Regions from separate parts of the Mus musculus genome. Here region 2 is linked to region 1. Evidence: chromatin loops called from intact Hi-C (ENCODE). Cell type or tissue: left cerebral cortex. All regions are shown on one strand.

The links. Peaks named below come from ENCODE experiments on the same cell type or tissue, not always from the same donor. Only the 100,000 strongest peaks of a DNase experiment are listed, where the experiment ranks them.
Region 2: a loop joins it to region 1, with 4 times the contacts of the local background. A loop is called at or near these places in 2 of 42 quality-filtered maps.

What each region holds. Positions count from the first base shown.
Region 1 is chr3:42,128,993-42,131,492 of GRCm38, forward strand. No RefSeq gene overlaps it. Among named protein-coding and RNA genes, the nearest start is that of D3Ertd751e, 390 kb to the left of the region's middle. In left cerebral cortex, no CTCF peak of the experiment used is centred here; DNase peaks (open chromatin) are centred at 1,027 and 1,380; H3K27ac peaks cover 1,989 bases.
Region 2 is chr3:42,215,881-42,218,380 of GRCm38, forward strand. No RefSeq gene overlaps it. Among named protein-coding and RNA genes, the nearest start is that of D3Ertd751e, 470 kb to the left of the region's middle. In left cerebral cortex, no CTCF peak of the experiment used is centred here; a DNase peak (open chromatin) is centred at 1,468; H3K27ac peaks cover 58 bases.

The DNA of each region.
Region 1 (2,500 bases):
CAGCAGATGATACTTGAGAGGGAAATTAGGTCTTAGACACATTTCCTAGAGTCTGTAATGAAGTGCTAACATCTAATGTGTGACATTAAACTCATTCTCACAGTACAGTGAATACAGACTTTGCTTATGCCTTGTATAGGTACAATGACAGACTGTAAATATCAACCCTAAAACATATCTCCTAGTTGTATCTTATGACTGGGAAAATGTAGCTATTTATGAAGGAATAATTAAGAGTTTGAGAGACAAAAAATCTCATGTGTAGAATAGAAACATCATTGTGAGTGCTAATAGTGTTCTTGGAAACCTCCAGGAGAAAGTAGAAGCTAGACCATGAAGGGTGGATAGGAATGCCAACCTCCTGTTCAATAAATATCCCAGGAATGAGACATCTGGCTGGGTGATATGGGCTAGGGAATCATTTTAGAAAAGTGATATCATGTCAGTCAGATGCCCTTGCAAAATAGTTTTCCTGGAAAAGTCCTCTCATGCTTGTATGTAGGATGAGAAGCTGCATCAGAGGATGTGACTCTGGTCATGTCACCATGCTGCAAGTATGGCAGCCCTTCCAACACATGCAGGGCAGTTCTCTTTGTTAAGAATAACAGCTGTTTGCATTTACACAGTTGGAAGGTTTACAAAGGAACTGTTGTTTTAAAGAACAAAACTTCTCTGTAAGGACAGCATGCTTCTAGTGAGTACCATATCTTTTTCAACATTTCCCAAACTTATCCAGAAACATAACTAGAGAGTACTGCAAGGCACATCAGCATCCAGATACATTAGGAAACCAGCCAGCTTCTGGTTTGTTAGAAAGAGAGCCGTGAACATAAGATTTTGCACTGTTTTATTTGGATTTTGAGATTTCTTCAGAGTTCTAACCTTCAGTGATCCTAAAAATGAATATTTTAAGCTTCCTGGAAGTATACAGGGCAGCATGTAAATTTAGAAAGGAACTTACAACTCTTTCTTAAGAAGCAATGACTTCTAAACTTTGTGTAATAGATGAGATTCACAAGGCCCACTCAGCCATCTGTTCTGCTTGATTTCAGGCAATTTCCATCTTTTCCAGGACACAGAGGCATATAGTGTGTGCATATGTGTGCAGGTGTGTGTCTGAGTGGGCAATGAGAGTATGTAAAACACACACACACACACACACACATAATTTCAATTTAAGTTGTCTTCTCTGTATCAACTCTTGACTTTGTATAGCTACTTAGCAGATTTGTTTGCTTTAAAGTTATATTGTTTTTTGAAAGGAAAACTTTTTCAAATCTATTTTTTCCTTTTTAACATAAAGAAAGCTGCTTTGGCTGACTAGAGTAGGATTCCAAAAGCAGTTCCTCTGTGTCAGCTCTTGGTAGGAGGATTAGCTTTTGTTTCCATATGGCGCACAAGAACTTTCAAGGGATGGCAATTGTATTAGTTACTTCCCTTATTGTGCTCAAATCTGACAAGAACCATTTAAATGAGAGTTTACTTTGTTTCGTGATCTAAGGAGGGATATTGTCTACACTAGGGACGGGATGGTATGGTGTTGTGATTGAATCAGCTCCCTACACTGTAATTGTAGGCAGAATGCAGAGAGAGAGAGAGAGAGAGAGAGACAGAGAGAGAGAGAGAGAGAGAGAGAGAGAGAGAGAGAGAGAGAGAGAAAGACACAGAGACGCAGAGAGACAGAAAGACACAGAGAGACAGAGAGAGACACAGAGAGAGAGACAAAGAGAGACAGAGACAAAGAGAGACAGAAAGATAAAGGAATGTTGGTGCCCAGCTCAAATTTATCTTTTTTTCAGTCTAGAAGCTCAAACTGATGCCGCCCACATTGCAAACTCCATCACACACGCACCCTGGGATTGGTTTGCCAGGTGATTTCAAATCAGTTAAGTTGATAATGGGAAGTAGCCATCACAGTGGTTGAAATAGTTCCTGCTAAGAATCATAAGGTTCATGCTCTAACATCTGAGTGTCTTCCCTCAGCACTTGAAATATGATTGACTTTTGCGTCATTGTGGTTAGACTTAATTCAATGGCCAGTGTTATGCCATGAAGAGAGAAGGCTCAGTCAAGGACACAAGGAAGATGACAATCATGTAAGACATGAGGACAATGCCTTGGGGAGTCAGAGGTAGAGACGCTCCCATGTAAGACAATGAATAATAAGCAAGCACTAGATCAGTTCTCAACTTTTCTGATACTGTGACCCTTTAATACAGTTCCTCATGTTGTGGTGACCCCCCACCATAAAATTATTTTCGTTGTTATTTCACGGCTGTCATTTTGCTACTGTTACGAATCATAATGCAAATACATGATATGCAGGATATCTAATATGCAACCTCTGTGACAGGTCGTTCAAGCCCCAAGTTAAGAATATTTGCACCAGTGGAATCTTCCCGGGATCCTTGACAGCAACTGTGGCCTTGCTGACATCTTGATTTTGAATGCCTTGCCTCCAAAACTTTGGGAAGACAAATTTGTTTTTATAAACCATCTG
Region 2 (2,500 bases), 87 kb after region 1:
AAATAATGTTGTGTGATATGAACGGAAACTATATCTTGTGATGGTTTTCTAGTCATGAGCTTTGATGCAGATGTATGTGTACCAGAATGTAGTCCAGTATACATGTACCTATATTATAGATTGTGATCTTCCAAGGGATTGAAGTACATACAGATACACACATGAATAGTTCTATTAATTAACTAATTATTATATATTTTCTTTATATACATTTTTAATGCTATCGCAAAAGGTCCCTATACCCTCCCTCTGCCCTGCTCCCCTACCCACCCACTCCCCCTTCTTGGCCCTGGCATTTCCCTGTATTGGGGCATATAAAGTTTGCAATACCAAGGGGCCTCTCTTCCCAGTGATGGCCGACTAGGCCATCTTCTGCTACATATGCAGCTAGAGGTACGAGCTCTGGGGGTACTGGTTAGTTCATATTGTTGTTCTACCTATAGGGTTGCAGACTGGGGGCCCTGTGTTCCATCTCATAGATGACTGTGAGTATCCACTTCTGTATTTGCCAGGCACTGGCATAGCTTCATATGAGACAGCTATAACAGGGTCCCTTCAGCAACATCTTTCTGGCATTGTGCAATAGTGTCTGAGTTTGGTGGCTGATTATGGGATGGATCCCCAGGTGGGGTAGTCTCTGGATAGTCCAAACTTTTGTCTTATCTCCAAACTCTGTCTCTGTACCTCCTTTCATAGGTATTTTGTTCCCAGTCTAAAGAGGAATGAAGTATCCACCCATTGGTCTTCCCTCTTCTTGATTTTCTTGTGTTTTGCAAATTTTATCTTGGGTGTTCTATGTTTCTGGGCTAATATCCACTTATCAGTGAGTGCATATCTAATGACTTCTTTTGTGATTGGGTTACCTCACTAAGGATGATATCCTCCAGATACATCCATTTGTCCAAGAATTTCATAAATCCATTGTTTTTAATTGCTGAGTAGTATTCCATTGTGTGGAACCTCATAAAATAGCAAAGCTTCTGTAAGGCAAAAGACACTGTCAATAAGACTAAAACACCACCAACAGATTGGGAAAGGATTTTTACCAATCCTAAATCTGATAGGGGAGTAATATCCAATATATACAAAGAGCTCAAGAAGCTGGACTCCAGAAATTCAAATAACCCCATTAAAAATGGGGTTCAGAGCTAAACAAAGAATTCTCAACTGAGAAATACCAAATGGCTGAGAATCACCTGAAAAAATGTTCAACATCCTTAATCATCAGGGAAATGCAAATTAAAAGAACCCTGAGATTCCACCTCACACCAGTCAGAATGGCTAAGATCAAAAAATCAGGTGACAGCTGATGCTGGGGAGGATGTGGAGAAAGAGGAACACTCCTCCATTGTTGGTGGGATTGCAAGCTTGTACAACCACTCTAGAAGTCAGTCTGGAAATTCCTCAGAAAGTTGGACATAATACTACCGGAAGATCCAGCAATATCTCTCCTGGGCACATACCCAGAAGAAGTTCCAACTGGTAATAAGAACACATGCTCCACTATGTTCATAGCAGCCTTGTTTATAATAGCCAGAAGGTGGAAAGAACCCAGATGTCCCTCAATAGAAGAATGGATACAGAAAATGAATAGTTCTTTACTCAGTGATACTCTACCCTGGGTTTTTCCAGGACTGAGATTCATAGACCCTTCCCATCATAACTGTATCCTATGTCTGTATATCTGTCACCGACACCATTGTCATCTCTATCTATAGATACAGTCTGTCTTTCTGATCTACATCTATATCTGTATTCTTCATGTGTATCTTTCATCTATATCTAGGTATGTTTATACCATCTGTCATACCATATCCCTTGTTCGTGCATGCACACACACACATGCACACACACATTCATTTATACCTTGGGAAGTATTTATAAAGCCTCATCTATCCTGTCATTGAACTTATGGGCAGAATTTCCAAAGTAGCAGATCTAGTCTGTTTTATGACTTCTTAGTTGACTTGAGCTATCTGTAAGGCGAATGTACTTAAAGTACAGTATTTATTTGTGAGTTTCCCACCTTGGCCAGTCTGTAGAATTATGAATTTGTGACTAGTACATGGCCACCTCATTGAGATGGAACGTGATATATAGTCAATCCTGAGCTAGCTAAGCTCAAGGCTGCTTCTAACTGAGGACAATAACACTTTCCTTAACCTACCCAATAAGGCAATAAACTATCCAAAGCCTGATGGAGATGCAGATTTTAACCATATCATTGATTATGGGCTGGCTTTGCTACCACTGTCACCTATGAATTTTCCCAGGGCATCAAGCTCTAGTCCTGGTTATTTAAAAATCATTATTATATATCATAATTATTTTAAAAATTAATCTGGGACAATAATGAATGAGACAAGATTGACTATTTTTATACAGAATAAAATAATGCATAAAATAAAACATGAAGCTTTGTGAAACTTAGTCATTTCAGTATGAGAGAATTGAAATCTTACCAGAAAGAGGAAGGATGGGGCAAGTTTTGAATATGGAA